Regions from separate parts of the Homo sapiens genome. Here region 2 is linked to region 1. Evidence: read pairs that join two places in POLR2A ChIA-PET (ENCODE). Cell type or tissue: OCI-LY7. All regions are shown on one strand. Each heading gives the region's core, and the rest is flanking DNA. Links, peaks and the distances in the headings are about the cores only.

The links. ChIA-PET counts read pairs that join two places held together with the same protein. Peaks named below come from ENCODE experiments on the same cell type or tissue, not always from the same donor. Only the 100,000 strongest peaks of a DNase experiment are listed, where the experiment ranks them.
Region 2: POLR2A ChIA-PET joins it to region 1 with 5 read pairs; 3 of 35 experiments call an interaction of 5 or more read pairs at or near these places.

The regions. Positions count from the first base shown.
Region 1 is chr5:143,411,904-143,416,307 of GRCh38, forward strand. It overlaps a transcript of NR3C1 not described here. Among named protein-coding and RNA genes, the nearest start is that of NR3C1, 10 kb to the left of the region's middle. In OCI-LY7, for the core only: CTCF peaks have their summits at 2,700 and 2,903; a DNase peak (open chromatin) is centred at 2,478; H3K4me3 peaks cover 2,337 bases; H3K27ac peaks cover 1,794 bases.
Region 2 is chr5:142,758,572-142,762,975 of GRCh38, forward strand. It overlaps LINC01844 (long intergenic non-protein coding RNA 1844), which reads left to right. Exons shown (of 4, transcript NR_110558.1): 4 at 515-2,422. Among named protein-coding and RNA genes, the nearest start is that of ARHGAP26, 9.6 kb to the right of the region's middle. In OCI-LY7, for the core only: no CTCF peak of the experiment used is centred there; no DNase peak of the experiment used is centred there.

The DNA of each region.
Region 1 (4,404 bases), core at 335-4,334:
CAAGGAAAGATGACGAAGTTTGTATTGGTTGCAATGGCAGGGGAGCTGGGGAGCTATGGTTGGACAGGAGAGGTATTTTGAAGGCCAAAGGTAAGCAAAGCAGTCATCCAGCAGCTCTATGAAAGAGATGGACTTCCAGGAACTTTTTATGCTAAGAGAAGACCTTCTGGTGAAGAGTAAGCAGGCTTAGTTGAATGGGGTGAGTGCATAGAAAGCTGTGCCAGAGAAAAGGAGTCAGGGAGGGTTGTAGTAGGAAGTAGGAGATGTTGGCAGTTCTAGGATTTCAAGGTAAATATCTTTATATCAGATGGAGAAAGTTAGGCTGGATTGTTAGTCAAATGTCGAATTGCCTCAAAGTGCAGGGGGGGAGGGGGGAGGGGAAGCCCCAAATACCAGTAACATGTTGCAACTGGAACTCACATACTAAGCTACTCATCTAGTAATTTCATTGATTTTTGCCCACATGGAGGGGTTATTTGTTCATCTCCATGCCTTGAGCCTATCCCAATTTATAGTAGATTTTTTTTTCTCACATTTGGCAATTTTAATTATAAAACTCTCACACTGAATCACCCTGTGTTACACATATATTGCTGTCCCCTTTCATGCTTCTCACTTCTTCATTCCTATTTTTCTTTGCTATGCCATAAAGAAGGACCCTACCAAAAGCCACCCTATTGTCTTGCCTATTAGTTATCAGAAAACTTCTGGCAACCACAGTTTTCCCCACTTTCCCTGCTTCCTCCATTATAACCTACAATCTATATTCCACATTACAGGTTTTTTTGTTTGGGTTTTAACATTTTTCAAGAGAAGTTATTACATTTTATGGAGTTTAAAAAATAGTAAATGTTTTGCAAAAGAAAGAATCATGTCTCCACATTCACCCACCCTTTCAACCCTAATGACCAGAAGAAGGAAAGATTCTCAGCTATACAGCTACCAATGACTAACACTTTGAGGATTCAGTTTGGATATGTTGTTTACTTTGGTCTTCTGATGATTAGCTATTTTAGGCATGGTTTCAATCAATCAGGGAATGTTTATTAATAGAAGAGACTTTCTTAATTAATATTCTCTCCATTCATTCCTTCAACAAAAGAGAATTCCTTCAACAAAATACAATTCCTTCAACAAAATAGCAACTATTATATGTTAGGCCCCAGTATAAGGCTGCAGGGATATCAAAATGATAACAATCTCTTCTCTGGAGGAAATGGAGACAGATACGGTTACAAGTCATTATAGAACAATGCAGACTTACAGAAATGTGTTAGATGCATAGGGCACTTCATAAGCTTCAAGAAGTCATCTGGTGTTTAAGGTTAGGAAAATGGGTGTGGATATGGAGATGGTGGTCACGGAGGGTTTCCTAGAGGTTAGCAGGACTGACTTGAATTATGAAGGGTTTTCTTCAAGTTATTTGTTTTTTTTTTCTCTTGAAGATAATACTTCTAATGGAAGCTTGTAGACAACATTCATTAGGTCATTTTTTGGTGCATTTATAAGAAACCCCACTGTTAAAAACAGAGTTTTTTGATTCACTGAAAAGTCCAGGGGAAGTTTAATTTCAGGAGGCATGACTGGATTCAGGGGCTCAAATGAAGTCCAAAGGGCTTAAATTTTATCCCTTAGCTTCATTTTCCTGTTTTGTTTTGTTTTGTTTTCTGGAAAGATTATCTCCACCTCTCCACCTGGTGGCCTGTGGCACCTGGATTTAACACATCCTGCCAGGTTAGTAACTTCAGTGGAAAGAGTTCTTTTCCCATAATTTTAGTAGTTGTTCCTGGGAGGGGTTTCACTGGTCTAGTTGGTTCAAATGCTTATCCCTGGACCAATAACTATGACCAAGGGATGTCAGGAATGTGTACTATGATGGGCAAAGCCTAGCTCAAGTGCCCACCACTGACACCTAAGAATGGGGTACAAATGAAAGAGAGAGAAGAGGAGGTGCTTCTCCAAATAATTGGAGATTTTAAATTTAAATAGGAGAAAAGGGATTTCTGGGCATGCAGAAAAAAACCCAGATGTCCATGACAATAGCTTTTTATCAAAATATTAACAGTGACATAAACATCATATTTTACATTTTAAGAGAATAGACATGACTTAAAATGTTTGTCAGCAATGGAAAGAACCCTGAAAATTAAGTATAGTTGTTACAAGTTTTATTGGTTTCACTTCCTGCCTTTAATAGAATGTGGGTTTGTACTTTGAAATTTCAAATGTTACACAAATGAATTGATGATTGCTTTGCAGAAATAGTATCTCCACTTAATTGGGCCTTTTTTGGGTGATGAAGTGATGTTTACAACTTTTAAGCTAGTTTTATCGTCTTCCACTGAAGGAGTTTGTCTCACTTGAATATGATTCCAACAATATGATGGGTATAGGCGGCTGCAGTGAGCCTCTGTCTGCTTATTTTGCTCCTTCTGTCTTGACAAGCTGAATGTCACGCAAATGTCTCAAGCCTCTGCACTGGGCAGGCAGGAAGCCAGAACCAGTAATAGAAGCAGTAGGCACTCTGTGAATACTTGCTGATTAATTTTAGCTCCATAGGCCTGATGGGTTTTCCATCCCTATAATTACCATCAGCAAATAGTTATTGAATGATGTCCAGCATATTTTTATTTCCCTTTTCTTGATCCTGATTTTCATTTTCTATTTTACCTCTCTGTGATTTTATCACGTGTGTTTCTGTTCATCAGACTAACAGAGCCTCCTGTGATTAGTTTATAATCACTCAGTTTTATTTCTACCTATGAGATATCTTTATCTGTCTGTCTAAATTTGTCTTTGTTATGACCCAGTTCAAGTTCTTTCTGGAATTAGGGAAAGGATGAAGTGTGAAAAAAAAGGAATTAAATAGTTCGGTTATTGAATGGCTATTTTGTGCTTGATGCTATATTAGTACATTTCCACATTTGCTTTACAAGTTAGTCTTTCTTATTAGAAGTAATGCTTAACAAGCCTACAAGTACTGACTGGGCTCACTTTATAGAGAAAATGGAGAGCAGTGAAGGGTGAGGAGGTTATGAGTTATGGATATGACAAATGGGGAAAGATCTTACAGAAGAGAGATTGGGGCCATCCAAGAAAAATCGTTATCTTTGTGTAGACGGCATTAGAAGGATGAAAAATAACTTTAGATATTACTTATGCCTTTAAGAAAAAAACTTCAAAAGATGCTAGAAAATAACACATACTTATTGTAAAAATCCAAACATACAGAAGGTAGAAATGTATAAAGGTAAAAACTTCCTCACACAATCCCATTTTGCAGATGTAACTATTTTTTTCTTTTTATATTTTGATGGCAACAAATTTGTAATTATTTTTGAGTTTTTATGTATATTCCAGATCCCCCACCCCATTATTCCCCTCTTTAAAAACTTTTATTATGTGAAATAGAAAGTAGAATTGTGACTATCAGAGGCTGGGAAGGGCAGGGGGAAGGGGAGGATGGGGAGAGATTAGTTAACGATTACAAAATTACAGCTAGATAAGAGGAATGAGTTCTGATGTTCTGCAGTACCATAAGGTAAATGTGATTAACTATAATTTATTGTATATTTTCAAATCCTTTTTGTCTATACATGGATGCATGCATGCATATATGTTTTTTAAAAACAAAAATGAGATTTTACTACATGTATTTTTCAACCTTTATTCATCAAATGTTATTGGACATCTTTTCATCTTTTCAATATTTTCAGGTAATAGTAGCATAGTATACCATTGTTTTAACCTTTCCTTATTGAAGTATATGTAAATTGTTTTCAATTTTTCACTATTGCAAGCCATGCTGCAATGAATATTTTTGTATCTAGATCTTTCTGCTATTGTACAATTATTATAGAATTGAAATTTCTCAGGCAAATGTGATTTGCAACAATTATCAAGCACCCAAAAGTGCTACATTATTGGGCTCATTTTAAAAATGCTTGTCCACTACAGCTCATTTTCTACTTTCATCTTCCTTTAGACATTCTAGAAAAAATCAATTAGAGCAGTAGTCATGGATGGCTATGCAGGACAGGCTACTAGCTGGAGACCCCTCATGTTTTGCTATTGATACAGTTTTGCTGAATCCATCCTTATGTTAAATGCATTAACAATTTAAGAGGATTGGTTTACATATGAACTGGGAAGGGATTATTCAGGGATACCATAATGCTTGATGGCTGCCTCCATCCTACCAGGGACCCTGATCTGCCCTGTTGTGGCCACATGGTAGATAGGTACTGTTTTACTTGCCAAGTATCCCCTCTCCACATATGATACTAGGACCTAACATTTCCTTTGGAAAACTATCCTTTCCCTAACTTTGGTCCATGCGCTTATGGTGGTATTAACCCATCTGTAACTCTGCATGGGCCAGGTCTGGTAATATCAGAGATAGGC
Region 2 (4,404 bases), core at 259-4,258, 650 kb before region 1:
CAGCGGATGGTGTACTTCCACATCTATATGTGTGTAAAAATGTTTTTTCTTTATTCTTTTTGGCCTGGGGTTACCCAACTGCCATGTATTCCCTTTGTTCCTTCCCCTGGAAACTCTGAGTCTATGTGGTCCAAGACTTCAGTACTGGGCCTGTGTGGTTATGAGCTCATACTTCTCTTTTCCTCTTATAACAGCTATAAGATCAGTTCACCTTTTGTTTACAGTTCTAAGGAGAATTTGAAGCACTGAGCATATGCCAGGGTTGTCCATTCATAAAATCACTCATTTATTCATTTGCTGTGTAGTTACTGGGAATTTGCAATGTGCAGGCACTGTTCTAGAAGCTGATGATATAGCCATGAAGCAGATAGACCCAACATGAGATCTGCCAACAGGGAACTGACATTCTAGTGAACTAAGAGGGAATTACTTTCAATCGGGAGGGCAGGGAAGTATCTCTGAAGGGCTAGATTCTGCTGTCTCCAAAGTAACCAATTCATCTGTTCCTTTTTAGAATCCTGAATTGAGCCTGTGTTCCCAGTTCCTAGAAACCCTCAAGGTTATTGGTTTCCTCCTCGCTTAATAGACCAGTGGAAGAAATCTACCTCCAGTTCTATCTTCACATGAGCAACTGTTTACAGTTTACAATATTACTCTGAAAATCAGTTCTTTTCAAGTTTTATCTAACACCCACCAGAAGAAACAGAAGATTATGAAAATGGAATTTGTCAAAGTTCCTCTCCCAACAATATGATATTTAATTTTGCTAACATTTTTTTTTGAACACTTACTATATTGCAGACAATGGTCTAAGTAAAGCATTTTATGTGCATCCTATCATGTCATCATCACACAGCCCTGTGAGGTAGATACTATTATTATTAACCACATTTCACATTCAAAAAAACTGAGGCTTAGAGAGACTAAGTAAATTGTCCAAGGTCACACAGCCATGAAGTGGCAGAGCTGTGGTTAAAACCTATGTCTGTCTGATGTTTAAGATTTTGCTGTTAGCATTACTTTGAAATGACAATATGAGGGCATTTTATGTATTTTTTTTGCCCCAATATGATCTGCAGAAACTATGTATTTTAAGTACTACATTTCTTTTATTTACCAAATTATTGTCAGATAAGAAACCGAAATAAAAGTTTACAGGGTCTAGGATTCCTCCATAATGAATGAACTTTGGGGTATTTCAGTGACAAATTGGCTTTAACGCGATCAAATTCCATCCTACAATGAAAGTGTGTTAGTTTGTGGTTTCAAGTTTAAAAACAGCACTGTATTGTCTTCCAGAAATATATAAATAGAAATTCAAGAAGTATTTCAATGAATACAGATAAAATTAGTTTTGTTAGAACATCAAATATGTGGGTTTCATTTCTTAGCTCAGTTTAGAAACTGTAATTTCAATTTTTTTTAGCAGCTGTGGTAAATTTTGAGATTTGAAATTTCATATAATATAAATCCTCATTTATTGAGCATTTAAATTATATGCCCAACAATTTACTGTGTACATTACTTCACTTGTTCTTAACTATAACTCTACAAAATATTATTGTCCTTGATTTATAGATGAAGATATTGAGACTCAGTTAAGTAACTTGCTTGAAATTCAAAAACGTTAACTGTGGAAGGCAGTATTTGAACCCAGTGTTCAAAACCCCATGCTCTTTTTATTATATGACCTTATTTCCTATTCAGTCTTCAGAAGATATATTGTCTTATTAGATTATTCTCGTTCTCTAAATAAGTGACCTTGGGCAACTATCTTTTTCCCTGGTATTTTCCCCTGCCTTTAAAACAATGTGATCAAACTGGAAGTTTTTCACGATCTCTCTTAGCCCTAAAGCTCCTTGGTTCTGTAATTCCACCAATAGCCCATTTCAAAAATAATTCTACAGTAATCAGTGGGACTCCTGTTTTTCCCATCTTTTTTTTTTTTGAAACAGAAAATTGAAACTTTTAAATTAGTTTAGTAAATACATCTACTAGTTTTTTTCTTTTATAGTCATGGTTATATTATTTGGTCCTTCTTAGTTGCAACATGTTTCCTTGCTGTCAATTTATAATACCTCTCATCAACAATAGCCTGAAGAAATAGATTTGAATTGCTTTCCCTAATTTATAGCTGGAAAACTAGGCTACGCTGGTATCTTAAATTGACTTTCCTGAGGTCACGGGCACTCAGTGCCAAGAGGAGTTGGTACCTACGCATTTGAAATTTCTGGATTTCTGGTCTTACTCTGTACTTAGTCACTCTTTTCTTTCATTTGGCCCTATGGTGGGCAAACTACAGCCTACAGGCCAATTCCAGCCTACCATCTGTTTTTGTATGGTCCATGAACTAAGAATGGTTATCACATTTTAAAATGGTGGGAAAAAAAGACTATTTTGTGACATAAAAATTATATGAAATCCAAATTTCAGTGTCTATAAATTTTGTTGGAATATAGTTACCACACTCATTCTTTTATGCACTGTTTTTGGCTGGTTTTCTGCCTCAACAGCAGAGTTGAGTAGGTGCAACCAAGACTGTATGGCCTACAAAGCCTAAAAGTTTGTTATAGAAAAGTTTGCTGACCAACTCTATTGGTTGCTTAGTATTGCTAGGCACTCTGCAAGTCACAGGGAACACAGCAAACTAGACACATGACTGCCTTGGGCTTAAGAAGAGGTTTCTAAACTTTTGAATAAAAAACAAAACAAACAACAAACAAAGTTGGAGGGACATAAAACTTCCAAATATTAATTTTGCCAGTGGGGTTTGTTTGTTTTTTTGTTTGAGATGGAGTCTTGCTCTGTCACCCAGGCTGGAGTGCAATGGCGCGATCTCGGCTCACTGCAACCTCTGCTTCCTGGGTTCGAGCAATTTTCTTGTCTCAGCTTCCAGAGTAGCTGGGATTACAGGCACCCGCCACCACGCTTGGCTAATTTTTTTGTATTTTTAGCAGAGACGGGTCTGGTCTCGAACTCCCGACCTCAGGTGATTCGCCCAGCTCCTGGGCGTGAGCCCCAGTGGGTATTTCTTAAAAACACAGCTACTATTTTCACTCATCATTTTATTTAAAAAAGGAGTATGTTAATACAAAAAAGTATATTAATGCCAAATTTGTAGGAAGAACATAATCTCAAAAAGCACTCTTTCAAATGGAATATATTAAGCTTCATGAAAAACTTTACATGGTCATTGTTTTTCTCATTTCATTATGGATCAAAGTAAACTTTCTAGACTGGCCTATATCATCAGACCAGCTTTGGGAAGCACAGGAGTAGTTCACATTGTTACTTTTCAGGCAAAACAATCTTTAAAAATGTTTAGTCTTTATAGTGATAGAATGCTTTAGTTTGAGAATTTAACTGCTAGTAGCTTTTTTTTTTTTTTTTTTTTTTGAGATGGAGTCTCGCTCTGTATCCCAAGCTGGAGTGCAGTGGCGCGATCTCGGCTCACTGCAACTTCAGCCTCCCGGGTTCACGCTATTCTCCTGCCTCAGTCTCCCAAGTAGCTGGGACTACAGGCGCCCACCACCACGCCCGGCTAATTTTTTGTATTTTTAGTAGAGATGGGGTTTTACCATGTTAGCCAGGATGGTCTCGATCTCCTGACCTCGTGATCCACCTGCTTCAGCCTCCCAAAGTGTTGGGATTACGGGTGTGAGCCACTGCGCCCGGCCAACAGCTACTAACTTTTTAAAGTCAAAAATAGAAATATAGTGATGGGAAATTCCAGAAAAGAAATACAAAGGAAAATGGGGAAGTAAAGAAATCTGCCAATATTCACTCTCCCCTAACAGACATTGTATCCCATTCGCCCTGTGTTTAGATGGAGGATAATCCATTTTAGCATTGATTTTTCATCCTGGCTTCTCCATAGATGAAAAGAAGATCAGAATACTTTATCTATTGAAATATTGCCCTCTTCACTGCCACTAAGCCACCTTCAACAAACACATGCACTCACTAAAAACCACAGCATCATCTCAAAACCGGAGCCATCAAAAGAAATGTGAATTCCCATGGATGAAAAGCCCATCCATCAATAAGGATTCGAAGTTGGGAAGTGATAGTTTCCCACTTGCTTTAGAAAGTTTGCTAATGCTTCATGACAGACTTCCTATTTTGCAATAACTAAAATGACAGAAGACTAGAAATTATCGCTTTATCTTATATGTCCTTATTCCTGCAGTCTATGTTAGTGTTTATGTCCTAAATGCATTTTTTTTTTTTTTTTTTTGAGGCGGAGTCTCACTCTGTCACCCAGGCTGGAGTGCAGTGGCGTGATTCCGGCTCATTGCAACCTCCGCCTCCCAAGTTCAAGCAATTCTCCTGCCTCAGCCTCCTGAGTAGCTGGGATTACAGGCATGCGCCACCACGCCCAGCTAATTTTGTATTTTTAATAGA